Linked DNA regions of Homo sapiens: all the other regions are linked to region 2. The links are chromatin contacts, found by Hi-C or POLR2A ChIA-PET in ENCODE. All regions are on one chromosome and are shown on one strand. Each heading gives the region's core, a stretch centred on a gene start or an enhancer-like site at or near the end of the contact. The rest is flanking DNA. Distances are from core to core; before and after follow the strand shown. Region 1 holds the start of PPFIA1 (PPFI scaffold protein A1). Region 2 has its middle 96 kb from the start of FGF3. Region 3 holds the start of CTTN (cortactin).

The links. Hi-C counts contacts between places; a loop is a spot of excess contacts on that map. ChIA-PET counts read pairs that join two places held with the same protein, here RNA polymerase II (POLR2A). Pooled maps may share reads with other maps.
Region 1: a loop to region 2 is called in a map of mammary epithelial cell, with 5 times the contacts of the local background. The contact joins the promoter of PPFIA1 here to the enhancer-like site in region 2. A Hi-C loop is called at or near these places in 2 of 168 maps with a recorded cell type or tissue (ascending aorta and mammary epithelial cell), 1 of 37 single-sample maps with no recorded cell type and 11 of 50 pooled maps.
Region 3: a map of chondrocyte shows a loop between it and region 2 (2.8-fold over the local background). The contact joins the promoter of CTTN here to the enhancer-like site in region 2. A Hi-C loop is called at or near these places in 1 of 168 maps with a recorded cell type or tissue (chondrocyte) and 3 of 50 pooled maps. POLR2A ChIA-PET finds 5 or more read pairs at or near these places in 2 of 52 experiments (Caco-2 and HCT116).

The regions. Positions count from the first base shown.
Region 1 is chr11:70,267,531-70,271,939 of GRCh38, reverse strand. It overlaps PPFIA1 (PPFI scaffold protein A1), which reads right to left and starts at 1,250. Exons shown (of 28, transcript NM_003626.5): 1 at 1,026-1,250. RefSeq lists silencers at 646-1,075, 1,116-1,665.
Region 2 is chr11:69,913,083-69,917,703 of GRCh38, reverse strand. No RefSeq gene overlaps it. Among named protein-coding and RNA genes, the nearest start is that of FGF3, 96 kb to the right of the region's middle. Within about 2 kb of position 2,408, at least 23 of the 41 ENCODE cell types and tissues checked have a DNase peak (open chromatin) inside an H3K27ac peak, as active enhancers do; they include ascending aorta and mammary epithelial cell, where a contact is called at or near this core.
Region 3 is chr11:70,397,023-70,401,977 of GRCh38, reverse strand. It overlaps CTTN (cortactin), which reads right to left and starts at 3,449. Exons shown (of 18, transcript NM_005231.4): 1 at 3,364-3,449. CTTN-DT (CTTN divergent transcript) reads left to right here and starts at 3,516. Exons shown (of 3, transcript NR_186321.1): 1 at 3,516-3,880. RefSeq lists enhancers at 941-1,235, 4,084-4,153 and silencers at 2,523-2,592, 3,174-3,683, 3,784-3,833, 4,931-4,955.

The DNA.
Region 1 (4,409 bases), core at 1-2,500, 360 kb before region 2:
CCAAAGGACTACCCTCACAAAAAAGGGCAAGCCCTGGGGTAGTCTGTTTGCAAAGCTGTACTTGTTTTTGCTGAAAACAAGTGTGCTTCTGTTACCTATTTTTTTTACTTCCCAGTGGGGTGGGGAGGGTGGGGGGGTAGGGGGGGAGAAAGTCAAAACACATGTCACCCAATCATTTTTCAGGAAAAGCACAGAAGGAGCATACAACCAGCAAAACTGACAAGTACAAAATCCATCAGGCATCTTGCAGGAATGTGTGCAGTCAGCTCCCGGGAAGAACTGACGGCTCCCTGAATTCTTGGGCTGGATTTGGTGAGCACTAAAAGGAACCGGATTCGTTAAACGCTGGTAGAAGTGTTTTCCAATGGCTGCAACGGTTGGTCAACCTAACTTACGTAAGTTTACAACCGAAAAAAAAAATCCACAATGGAAATATAGCAGGTCGATACAGCCGGGGGCGGCTAGGAAAGAGGGAAAAGTGAAAGGTGAGATTACGAGAGTCTATTAAGTGTCTGGGATATAAAGACAGCGCCAGGGAAAGGGGAAGTCGCTTCTGAGCCTTTCGGGCAGTACTGGGGGCGCGGTGGACCCCTGAGAGGGGGATGCCCCAGACGGCGCACCTGATGGGGATGGTGACCTCCAGCCTGCTCGAGCCGCACTCCTCCCCTCCTGTATCAGGTGCGGCGGAAGCCCCGAACCCCGGGGGGTGAGGACCGTTGACAACGGAGCCCGCTCGGGCCAGGGCTTTCAGCGGCCACAGGTCCCCGCCCCTCGCCCCAGCGCCCGGGTCACGGGGCGCGGGGCTCGGGGAGGGGCAGCGCGCAGTCCCCGGAGCCGTCCCTTGGGGCGCGGGTGTCCCGCCGGAGCTCTCCCAGCGCGACCCGGCGCCGCGGCCTCGCCCCCACCCGTCCCGGAGCGCACCCTTCCCCGCGGAGACATCTAATCGGCTGCGTGGCCGCCGCGGAGACCGGGACGCGCCGGTGACGCCTGGGCCCCGAGCCTGCCTCAGTGTCCCGCTCCCTTACCTTGCTCGCCGGCGGGAGCGGGCGAGGAGGCTCCGCGGCGGCTCGCGGGCGGCTGCTCGCTCCGGGAGAGCTTGGGAGCCGACGAAAGCAGCCCGCGGCCGGCGTCCGCCTGCCCGCCCCACGCCGCGGCCCCGGGGCCCGCCGCCCCAGTCACTAAGGCCGGCCCGCGGCCGGACACTGGCGGAGCGGAGGAGGAGCGGGCCCGGCTGCGCGGCGCCGGCGTCTACGTGCCCGACGTCGAGCGCGTCGGCGCGAGCGTCAGCACCGCCCCGGGGGCGGGGCCCGAGGAGCACCTTGGCCCGAGTACGCAAGCGCTGTCTCCTCAGGAGGGGGCGGGAGGCGGCCCCGGGGCACTGATTGGCTGAGCGAGACGGGAGCCACGCCCCCCAGGCCCCGCCCGGGTCGCGGGGGAGGGGGCGGTCTCCGGGATGAGCCACAGGTGGGCGCTCAGGTGCTCGCCGGGTCAGCGTCTTCCTCCGGGCGTCCCCAGTTTCCCCCCACGGCTGCAGGGACGCCGGAGGCCTTTGCTGAGTGTCTACCGCGCCTCGAGTTCTGAGCTGGACGCGTCCGGCACGTCAGGTCCCTCCCGAGCTGGAGGCTCTGGATTCGCACCTTGCAGAAGAGCGAACCGAGGCTTCAGTCACCACCGAGGACCCAGACCCCGCCCGCCGCGGCGCCCCTACGGTCTCCCTGGGCCTGATCTGGGTTCAGAAGGACGGAGTTCCCGCCAGGACCCACTTACGGAGCGCTGCCTGCCGCACCTGGGGACGTCCCGGCGCAGCGTCCAGAGTGCAGGCTTTGCCGCTGTGGCTTTCACTCTGCAGCGTGGGCCCGGGCGACTCGGGAAACCCGCCTGGGCTTCAGCGCCTCCGATGTAGGATGGGAAAATGATGCAGACCTACCTGCGAGGCTGCTTTAAGACATGAATCAGATGTGAAGAGCGACTAGTTGAGAGCCTGACGGGCAGCACTGCGCGAGTCTTGGTCATTTCATCTTTTCCGCAAGTTTTTTTTTTTTTCCAGACGTTGTTTCACTCTTGTCACCCAGGCTGGAGTGCAATGGCGCCATCTCGGCTCACTGCAACCTCTGCCTCCCGGGTTCAAGTGATTCTCCTGCCTCAACCTCCCGTGTAGCTGGGATTACAGGCGCACGCCACCAAGTCCAGATAATTTTGTATTTTTAGTAGAGACGGGATTTCTACATGTTGGTCGAGCTGGTCTCGAACTCCTGACCTCAGGTGGTCTGCCCGCCTCAGCCTCCCAAAGTGTTGGGATTACAGGCGTGAGCCACTGCGCCCGGCCTCAGCAAGAATTTTTAAACATCTACTATGGGCCAAGTCTTGTGCTAGATGTTGCAGATACGGAGATGAATAGAGACACCTCTAATTAATTAAAGCGGATGCCCTCCCCACTCCTCCCAGGATTTGACTCGGAGCACAAACTCTTCACAAACCAAAATGTCAGGACACCATCGCCAGTGTCCACTGGCCACTGCTGTTGGTGTGAGGCAGCCAGGAGCCCCTCAGAACTAGTAAGTCTGAGAAGAGGCTGCACGGGGCCTAGGAGAGGGAGAAATGAGCCCGTCCAAGGTGAATTCCTTGATTCTCCATTGTGAGTGCACCAAGAACAAGCACTCCCTCCGACTGACTCTCGCCTACCAGGATCTGGAACACCTTCCATTAATTTATTCGTTCATTCAATAAATATTTATTGACTGACTACACATAGATATGAATATGTACTTTTTGCCCCTAGTTTCTTGCTATTTTAAAAGTGTAAAAATGGCCAGGTGAGGCCGGGTGCGGTGGCTCAAGCCTGTAATCCCAGCACTTTGGGAGACCCAGGTGGGCAGATCACTTGAGGTCAGGAGTTCAAAACCAGCCTGGCCAACATGGTGAAACCCTATCCCTACTAAAAATACAAAAATTAGCCGGGTGTGGTGGCGGGCATCTGTAATCCCAGCTACTCAGGAGGCTGAGGTGGAAGAATAGCTTGAACCTGGGAGGTGGAGGTTGCAATGAGGAGATCATGCCACTGCGCTCCAGGCTGGGAGACAAAGCGAGGCTCTGTCTCAGAAAAAAAAAAAAAAAAAAAACATTGGCCAGGTGCAGTGGCTCACGTCTGTAATCCCAGCACGCTGGGGGGCCAACGTGGGAGGATTGCTTGAGCCTGGGCAATATATCGAGACCCATGTCTATACAAAAAATTAAAAATTAGTCCAGCAAGGTGGGCCACACCTGTAGTCCCAGGTACTTGGGGGATTGAGGTGGGAGGATCGCTTGAGCCTGAGAGGTCGAGGCTGCAGTGAGCTGTGATTGTGCCACTGCATTCCAGCCTGGGTGCCAAAGCGAGACTCTGTCTCAAAAATAATAAAATTGTAAAGTTGATCGCTTAGATGAGGTGTTCTGCAAGTACCCTGTACCTCTCCACACCCCAGCAATTCTGCACAACTCCCAAGTTCCCCTGAACCACTGTCTGAAACCAGCAAATTTCCAGCTCTCCTTAGGGGTACCTGCTTAATGCAGCCAGCTTATGTTTGCACCATGCTCATAAAGTGTCTGTTTTCTAAGAAATCGGCTCAAGGCCGGGCGCAGTGGCTCACGCCTGTAATCCCAGCACTCTGGGAGGCCGAGGTAGGCGGATCACGAGTTCAGGAGATCGAGACCATCCTGGCTAACACAGTGAAACCCTGTCTCTACTAAAAATACAAAAAATTAGCCGGGCGTGGTGGCAGGCGCCTGTAGTCCCAGCTACTCGGGAGGCTGAGGCAGGAGAATGGCGTGAACCCGGGAGACGGAGCTTGCAGCGAGCCGAGATCGCGCCACTGCACTCCAGCCTGGGCAACAAAGCGAGACTCCATCTCAAAAAAAAAAAAAAAAAGAAAAATCGGCTCAAGATCAAAATTTAGTTCGGCAGGGTAGAATGTTCATTCATTTCATGAATATTTGTGCAGCATGTATGAGCCAAGCATGGCTTAGGTCTTGGGAACGCAGAGCTAAGACATCACTTCTAGTATGAGTTCACAGTCTGGAGAAAGAGAAGAAAAACAGACTATTGCAATGTCTGTCCCGTAAACAGTGTGTGACTTGGTGCTGTGGAATCACAGGGAAGGGAGGAACCCGCTCTCCAGCTGGCATCATGGGGGCTTCATAGAGGAGGCAATATCTGAGCTGGGTCTTGAATGATGTGGGATTTTTCCAGCGGAGAAGGGAGACACCCAGTTGGTATAGCTCCAGGAAAATGAGAATTCTGAATTTCATTTTATTTCTTTCTTTTCTTTCTTTTTCCTTCCTTCCTTGCTTCCTTCCTTCCTTCCTTCCTTCCTTCCTCCCTTCCTTCCTTCCTTCCTTCCTTCCTTCCTCTCTCTCTCTCCCTCCCTCCCCTC
Region 2 (4,621 bases), core at 1,159-3,658:
AGAGGGAGAGAGTGAGAGGAGAGAGGGAGAGGAGAGAGGGAGAGAGAGAAGAGAGGGAGAGACGGGGGAGAGAGAGAGGGAAACGGAGAGAGAGAGGAGAGAGGGAGAGAGAAGAGAAGAGAGAAGGGGAGGGGGCCAGAGAGGGAGAGAGAGAGGAGAGAGGGAGAGAGAGAGAGAGGAGAGAGGGAGAGAGAGGGAGAGGAGAGAGGGAGAGAGAGAGAAATAGAGAGGAGAAAGGGAGAGAGAGGAGGGAGAAGAGAGTGGGAGAGAGAAGAGAAGAGAGAGAAAGAGAGGAGGGGAGAGGGGGAGAGAGAGAGAAGCGGGGGAGAAGAGAAGAGAGGGAGAGAGAGAGAGGGAGGGGAGAGGGAGAGAGAGAGAAGAGAGGGAGAGAGAGAGGGAGAGGAGAAAGAGGAGAGGGAGGGAGAGAGGGAGAGGAGAGAGAGAGGAGAGAGGGAGAGGAGAGAGAGAGAAGAGAGGGAGAGAGAAAAAGAGAGAGGGAGAGAGTGAAGAGAGAGGGAGAGAGGCAGGGCGGAGCAGGGCAGGGCCAGGGCATGGCTCAGGAGAGAGAGGGAGAGGAGAGAAGGAGAGAGAGAGAGAGAGGGAGGGGAGAGAGGGAGAGATAGAAGAGAGGGAGAGAGGGAGAGGGAGAGAGAGGAAAATCTTCCCAGGAGGGGCAGTGCTGCTGACTTTGAAGATGGAGGAAGGGGCCACAAGCCAAGGAGCACAAGCTGCCTCTGGAAGCTGGAAAAGACAAGGCTTGGGTTCTCCTAGACTCTCCAGGAGAAATGTAGCCCTGCAGACACCTTGATTCTAGACTAGTGGCATTCCTTTTTTCTTCTTTTTTTTCTTTTTCTTTTTTTGAGACAGAGTCTTGCTCTGTCACCAGGGCTGGGGTGCTGTGGTGTAATCTCAGCTCACTGCAATCTCTGCCTACCAGGTTCAAGTGATTCTCCTGCCTCAGCCTCCTGAGCAGCTGGGATTACAGGTGCCAGCCACCATGCCCAGCCAATTTTTTGTATTTTTAGTAGAGACGGGTTTCACCATGTTGGCCAGGCTGGTCTTGAACTCTTGACCTCGTGATCCACCTGCCTTGGCCTCCCAAAGTGGTGGGATTACAGGCGTGAGCCACTGCACCTGGCTGAGATGAGGTTTTGCCATGTTTGCCAGGCTGGTCTTGAGCTCCTGACCTCAAGTGACCTGCCTGCCTCGGCCTCCCAAAGTGCAAGGATTACAGGTGTGAGCCACCATGCCCGGCTGATGAGCGGCATTTCTGACTTCCAGAACTGTCAGGAGAATCCACTTGTGCCATTTCCAGCCTGTAAGTTTGCAGGCATTGATTGCAGCAGCCGTTGGAAACAAACACATATCCCGTTCTAGGAAGGGATTCTGTGCCTTCTCAGTGAAAGAGGTCCCTTGGGACTGTTTCCTGTACTCCCAATGCCCGGAAGGTGGACTCCAGCCTCACTCTGCCCAGACCCCAAAGCTGGGGGAAAGAGGGGAGGGGGCCAGCTGGAGGCCTCTGGATGCCTTTCGGGGGGAAGTTGAAGGAGCCAGCGTTCTCCCAGGGGAAGCGAGGCAGCTGTGCCTGCTCCTGGCTGCCTGAGGACAAGGCGGAGGCTGGGGCTGGGGTCTTAGGGAGAGCGCTCCCCCATTCCCTGAGCCATGCCCCGGCCCTGCCCTGCTCCTCCCTGCTGGAGCCTGCCAAGAGTGACCCAGCCGGAAATCATAGAACATTCTTTTGGGATACGTTTTCTCCTATTTTTAAACTGTTGCTTTATTTTCTCATAATTTGTTGAATGTTTAACTTCAACATCAGAGGTGAAAAGGGGCCAGGAGCGAGGACACTGACCCGTCTGTCCTGCCCTCCCCACCCCCACCTCACTGGAAGCCTGGCTCAGAACACTCTTAGTCCCACTCTATAGGGGGTGGAGGGGTGCAGGGAGACACTGAGGCTTGGGGCGGAAGTGACTTGGCCCCCATCACTCCACTGCTGAAGCGGCAGGGGCTGGATCCTGGATCCAAGCCCAGGTCCCCGAAGCCACGTCCGGCTTTTCCCGGTGACACTGTGCTGCCCCCTAGAGGCGGTTGCTTTTCCAGAAAGTGCTAAGTGGACCTGAGCTGCAGGGCTCCCAGGGCAACCATGCCCTGCAGCCCCTGTGGTCAGCCCTAGGGCTCCAGCAGACCCCACGGGTCAATTGGGAATAAGTTTGCACCATGTGGAACACAGCCAGTCACAATGCGGGGCGACAGGGAAGAGCCAGCATCCCGTCCGTGGGGCAGGGTGAAAGCCCAGGAGACTGGGAACGAGGCTGTGATTCACTTCAACGAGGGGCCTTAAAAATATAGCAATGAGTGTCTAGTGCCTTGTTTGTTCAATGAATGTACTGAGTCCTGCTATGTCCAAAGGATGACTCAGACAACTTCTGGGGAGCATCCTGGGGTCCATGCCTCAGACCAACCTCTTACACCACCTCCACCTTCCTTCAACTTCTTTCCTCTTTGCTTTGGCTGCTAGGAAGCTCCCACCCAGTTTGTGTAAGTGAGGTCCAAAGCCTCTCCCCTTGGGCCCTGGAGGATGCCCTGTTCTGCTTTGGGCTTCTCTTTTGGGCTTCCTAGTACACTGCCTGTGCCTCCCAGCAGGCAGCAAGGAGCAGGGCAAGGGGAAGTCATGGTTGAGAAGCAGTCTCGGGGGCAGGGGGGTCCCGGGTTGGGTCCCAAGATGGAGGGCCCCCCCCCCACAGGCCACTTCTTGGCACCCGTGATTACCCACCTGGGCCTCCTGGTACCTCCAGGAGCCTGCTCCAGAGTCTGTCAAGGACACACAGATAAGATCTTGCCAGATAAGGATCCATTGACCCCGGGCATGGAAGGAGACAGCAGGGCCTCGAGCTTAACCACATCCTCCTGGCATCAGACCCACCTGGGAACAAAAATACCAGGTGTGGGTGGGTGTGGAGCCTCCGGAGACACTTCCCAGCCTGGCACAGCCCAGCCAGGACACCTCTCAAAGGTGAGGAGGAACAGGAAATTCCAAACCCGTCCCCACCCCGGAGTCAGCCTTTGAGTCCTTGCACCTTCAGCCGCAGCCTGACCTTCTGGGCCCTCAGTTTCTCCCCCTGTAAAGCAGAACCACAGCAAGCCCCCCACACAGGGGTGGAGAGGCTTAGGCGAGAGGGCCGTGGAGGTGCCGCGGAAACTGGAGGTGCTGCGCTGTCGGTGAAGGCCCTGGCCTCTTCTCCCAGGACTCTGCTAGAGAGAGCCGGCCCTCCTTAAGATGCCCAGCCCCCTCCCTGGCTGCAGCCTTCTGGGGCCTAGACAGGTAGAGGGAAGACAAGGCGCTGGCTCCAGCAGCTCCCAGTGCTGCCCAAGGGCTCCTGAGCTCGGCTGAGGGGCTCCACCTATTTTAGCCTGAGACCCTGTGTTCCCAGTGAGAGCCTTGGGGCTGCAGGGCTGGGCCCAGCCTGGACGCTGCTCCCTGCTTCTGGCCAGGGAGAGCCTGATGGTCACAGAGAGGTGGGTCTCAGAGTTTCTACAGGGTGGACCCCCGGAGTGTGGGTGCCTTATCATCTCCTGTCCCCACAACCCCCTCCCTGGCAACGTCATGCTCCAAAGGGCTTATTTCCCATCGGTGGATCTGGCTTCAGATCCAAGGAGGAGCCTGGGGGAGCCCAGGCCTGGGTCCCAGCCACACCTGCCCCATCATGTTGGCCCATGTTCCCACTTAGGTGGGAGATCATAAAAACTAGGGTCCCTGGGGGTCAGCCCCAAAGAGTCCCATTTGGCAGGGGTGGGGTGGGGCAGGACTGTGGGGCCGTAAGGAGGAGGGACTCAGGGAGGCTCCTGCCTTCTCTGCCTAGCCCAGTACCTGGGCACTCAGGGGCGGTGGGCCGTCACCATCTGCCCAGTGAACCGATGATGCTACTGGCTATCCCACGGCCCCTGGGGAGTCCCTGCCCCAGAGATGGGGCTCTTGGGGGTCCTCGAGTCCCAAGTGGGAGTCTCGGGCAGCAGTTGGCCCACAATTCAGGCACTGCAACAGGGCCCGGGATCTGGGTTCCAGCCTGGCTCCTGGCAAGTGCCCCCCAGGTGCAGAACCTCTGGGACATAACAGAGATGTAAATAGACAACTAACAAGATAGCTGAGATTGTTTCTTTATCCAGACATTGGGGATAGGAAAGCCTGAGGTTTACCTCCTGGCAGGAAGCAAGAGGTTGGGGTGGAGTCCCAGGGACCTGCTGGGTTTCTTAGAGGGGTCCCTTTCTAGCCCCGAGATGCAGGATCTGGGATCTCACCCCGAAAGGTGTGACTTGGGGCTTCTGTGAGGGCAGGAGCAGGGCCCAGCTGGCAGCAAGATGGCCGGTGGCCCACCCGCTCCCTGCAGTCCCTTGAGCCCACCAGCCGAAGGGGCCACCCAGCAGGGCCCTGGAAGTTGTTATCACTAAGGGAAGGGAGCAGTCACCTCCTCCCAGAGCCCAAATTCAAAGTTTGTGAACCCAGGAGCTGCATCTGAATCAGGTCCTACCACGTGGTGCCTGGGAGTGTGCGCCCCATTGCATGGGCAGCAGATGGCAGTGTGCACCCCGTCTTCTCCTCACAAGCCCTGCCCGGAGGCCAGAGTCC
Region 3 (4,955 bases), core at 2,200-4,699, 480 kb before region 2:
GTTTCATTATGTTGGTCCAGGCTGATCTCCAACTCCTGGCCTCAAGTGATTTGCCAGCCTCAGCCTCTCAAAGTGCTGGGATTACAGGCACGAACCACCGCGCCTAAAAGCCCCCCACCAGCCTTTTTTTTCTTTTTTTTTTCTGAGACAGGGTCTTGCACTGTGGCCCAGGCTAGAGTGCAGAGGCACAATCTCAGCTCACTGCAACCTCTGTGTCCCAGGTTCAGGTGATCCTCCCACCTCAGCCTCCCGAGTAGCTAGGACTACAGGAATGCACCACCACACCAAGCTGATTTTTCTCTCTCTTTTTTTTTTTGTTTTTTTTTGTTTGAGACGAAGTCTCACTCTGTTGCCCAGGCTGGAGTGCAATGGTGTGATCTCAGCTCACCGCAACCTCTGCCTCCTGGGTTCAAGCGATTCTCCTGCCTCACCCTCCTGAGTAGCTGGGACTACAGGCACCTGTCACTACACCCAGCTAATTTTTCTTTTTCTTTTTTCTTTTGAGATGGAGTCTCAGTCTTTTGCCCAGGCTGGAGTGCAATAGTGTGATCTCGGCTCACTGCAACCTCCACTTCGCAGGTTCAAGCGATTCTGGTGCCTCAGCCTCCTGAGTGGCTGGGACTACAGGCATATACCACCACGCCCGGCTAATTTTTTGTATTTTTTTTTTTAGTAGAGACGGTGTTTCACTGTGTTAGCCAGGATGGTGTCAATCTCCTGACCTCGTGATCTGCCCACCTCAGCCTCCCAAAGTGCTGGGATTACAGGTGTGAGCCACCATACCCGGCCAATTTTTCTATTTTTAACAGAGATGGGGTTTCCCCATGTTGCCTAGGCTGATCTCGAAACTCCTGGGCTCAAGCAATCCACCTGCCCTTAGCCTCCCAAAGTGCTGAGATTACAGGTGTGAGCCACCGAGCCTGGCAGAAGAATGTTTTAAATGACAGGACAGAACCATCCGTCCACCATCAGCTTTCCATTAGCCTCAGCATCTATGGCAGAGCAGGAGGAGAAAGGAAACAGACACTTGCGTAGCCAAAATCACCATCACAGGCACACTCCCTACACCACACTTACTCAAGGGAAACCCCGCCCCCAACATTTACTCCGTTTACTCAAAGCAGTGCGTGAGCAGATGGGGTGGGCCTGGGCCACAGTGAAAGCCAAGCCTGCTCCTGGAGCACAGTCCCCTGCTCTTGGCTGGCCCAGGCCATGGGAATACTGCAACACAAGGCAGCAACCAGCGCTCACAGCAATTCACACTCTCAGGACACCTTTTCTGAGCACCTACTGCGTGGCACAGACTGAAGATCTGAATTGCCGATTATGTGTGCTGTCATTTTAAAAGTGTTTTAAAAACAAGTCCATCAAAATGCTACAATTAAAAGTCAGCTTTAGCTGGGCCTGCAGTCCCAGCTACTTGGGAGGCTGAGGTGGGAGGATCGCTTAAGGCCAGCAGTTCAAGGTTGCAGTGTGCTAGATGGCACCTGTGAAGAGCCTCTGCACTCCAGCCTGGGTGACAGGGTCTCGCTCTGTCACCCAGGCTGGAGTACAGTGGTGCGATCGAGCTCAATGCAGCCTCCAACTCCTGGGCTTGAGATCCTCTGCCTCAGCGCCCCAAGTAGCTAGGACAACAGGTGCAAGCCAACATGCCCAGCGAATTTCTTTTTTTGTAGACACAAGGTCTCCCTGTGTTGCCCAGGCTAGTCTGGAACTCCTGGCCTCAAACGATCCTCTCACCTTGACCTCCCAAAGTGCAGGGATTACAGGTGTGAGCCACCGCACCCCTGCCCCAGGTCAAAAGAAATTTCTTTTCAGTAAGATATAGCAGAAGGTTAGCTTCTAGTTCTAGGGGACCTAATATCAAAACAACCCTGCCTCCCCAACTTTTTATTGAGTCCCACTTAAAAGACTCTTCCTTGTTCCTTGAGTATCTGGCGAATACTTCTCTAACCAGAGGAGAAACAGGACTGACTCAGTGCTCTGGAGCCAGTGACTCACCCACACGGTCAAACACGTGAATGGAGACAGGGGCAGGCGGCCAGCCCCTCCTGCGCCACGGCCTTGGGCCCGGCCGGGCTTGAGGGCTGGATCATGCCTGAAGGACCTAGTGGGTGAAGTCCCCCCGACAGAGCCTGCGCAGCCAAGTCAACACTGAGCCCAAAGGGAGCGCATGGGATTCCAGGGAGCGCTCACCGGATGCCTCCGGAGCTTCCTTCAGCAGAAAATGAATTCCTCCCCAAGGGGCCCCAAACGTCCACAGATTCCAGCGGGAGGAAGCCCTGTCCCTTCTCACCCAAGGCCTTCCAGCTTCAGGGATCAGGCATCCCTTAGACTATCCAGGTGATGGAAACGTAACAGAAAGCCCCAAAGCACCGTTCTGGTGATTTTAAACACACCCCGAAGGAGGGACGGTTCCAAATTTAGAGCCTCACGACTAGCTGCAGCCGCGCCTCGCTGCCTCCACTGACCTGATTGCAAAACCTCCGCTCAGGTGCAGGCCGGGCGGATCCCCAGCTGCTCCGCCACGTCCCACAGCGAGCCCCTCAAAGTCGCGCACCCCAACCGCCTTGACCCCGCGGACCCCATCCCTTTTCCCTGCGCCTGGATCCCTTCCCCTGGAGCCCCAATCCCCTCCCCTCGGACCCTATACCTTTCCTCCGAGCCCCGACCCCTTCCCCTCGAACCCCAATTCCCTTCCCTCGGACCCCATCCCAGTAGCTCTGCGCCTGGACCCCTTCCCGTCAGACCCCAATCTCCTCCCCTCGGACCTCATCCCTTTCCCTCTGCACCCAGACACCTCCCTCTCAGACCCCTCGCCCTTTCCTTGAGACCCCCCACACCCACCTTCCTTGGCCCCTCGAACCCCGGCCCCCTCCGCTCAGACCCCCGAACCCCACAGGCCCAGCCCCTCTCCCTCGGGCCCTAATACCCTCCCCCTCGGAGCCCATCCCCCTCTCCTATTCCCTCGGACCCAAGACCCCTCCCAGCCTGGCCCCTCTCCTGCCCTGGAGCCCCCCGGCGCCCAGGGACCCTCCCCTCAGAGCTGATACCCCAATTTGGCCCCTTTCTAACCTTCCTCCGCGGACCCCAGCCCCAAGCCCTCCGTGCCCCCTTGCCCCCTGCCCGGCCTCCTTGGGCCCAGACCCGTCCTCGTGGCCCTCGCGGACCCCCGGCCCTCGCCCTGCCCCGCCCCAGGCCGGGAAAGCCTCGCCACTCTGCCCCGGCCCCCGAAACCGCAAGCGGAAGAGCGGTGAGACCGCTGCGGCCGCCGCTTCCTTCCCCTTTCGCGGCCAGGCGACGCCACAGGAGGGAAGAAGCAGAGCCCGGCCTGCACCCCGGGCGGACGCCGCGCTCGCTCACCGCCGCCTGGGGTCGGTCCGGCCCGGGTCGGCCCTGGATTCCGCCGCGCCAGCCGCTCCCAGGCACCAGGCTCTACTTCCGGTTCCGAGGGCGGGGGCGGGGCCGCATCCGGGTCCCCGCGCGACCCCGCCCCCTGCCCCGCCTCCTCCCGCGTCTTGGCCCGCAAGAGTCCCGGGGGTCCGCCCGCAGCTGGCTAAGCGCTAGCCCGGCCTGTGGCGAGTCTGCAGAGCTCGCCCGGAAGTAGCGTTGCGCGCGCAGAGGATGGGCGCTGAGCAGCACACAGCCCGCGGCGGGGTCTCAGGATCCGCGGCGCTGCCCGGGGCCGGGGGAAGGAAGCCAGCCGAGGAGACGCACGTGCCCTGAGTCCGGGAGCGGGGAGCCTCTTCATCTCTCCATCCTCCCTCCGCGCGCGCCCTCAGCCGTCCTCGTCCGCTCACCATGCACCTCCCCTCCAAGAAAGGGCCACATGCGTGCCAGGGACGCGAGCCCCGGCCACAGGGACATAGCAGCCTAGAAGGTGAGTCAAGCGTTAAACCACATGGGTACTCACCTGGGAAATGAGATAAATGCCAAGAAGTGAGAGTTTCATAACATCGTATTGGGGAGACGGTAGGACCTGAACCCCTGGGAGACCAGAGGTTTCTTTGGGCGATTCACATGTTAGCCAAGATGTGAAGGCCCTATAAGAGTAAACAAGGTAAGGAGGGAAGAATTTTCCAGGCAGGCCAACAGCAGGTTCCAACAGCAGGGCCAACAGAGGTCCCAAGGCAGGAACGGTCTTGCAGCAGGGGAACTGGAGGAGGCTCAGCTCAGCATGGTAGAGGGCTAGTGGTGCAGCGGAGCTGTGGTGTGAGAGGGGCCAGGTCATGCAGAGGCCGATAGAGCACAGCGAAGACCTCGGTCTTTATTCTGGGAGACACGGGAAGTCCTCGGAGGAAGTTAAGCTGATAAGAGACATCATGAAGTTTGGGCCAGGCGCAGTGGCCCACGCCTGTAATCATAACACTTTGGGAGGCTGACATGGGAGGATCGCCTAAGGCCAGGAGTTCGAGACCAGCCTGGTCAGCATAGTGAGACCCTCGCCCCCGCCCGCCATCGCTAAATAAATAAATAAGACATAATGAAGTTTGAATTGTAATGAGATCACTCTGGCTGCTGTGTGGAAGATGGATGGGAGAAGGGCCAGGTAGAGCCTAATGTAGCCAATTCGGGCAGACCGCTGGTGGCAGGTAAGATGGGGAGAAGTGGATAGATGCAAGAGGCATTTAGAAAGCTAAACTGTCAGATGTGAGGATGAATTGGAAGTGCGGGTGGCGGAAGGAAATGTCAGGTGTTGACCATTTTTTTAAAGGTAAAATCATGACCTTCATACACATATAAAATGAACACGTCAAATATTTTATTTAACTCGATAATGAATACATCATAAGTTGTTACAAATTGTTTAAAGAATTTGGCCAGATGCAGTGCCTCGCGCCTGTAATCCCAACACTTTGGGAGGCCAAGGCAGGAGGATTGCTGGAGGTCAGGAATTTGAGACCAGCCTGGGCAGCATGGCAAGACCCTGTCTCTACCAAAAAAAAAAAATTTTT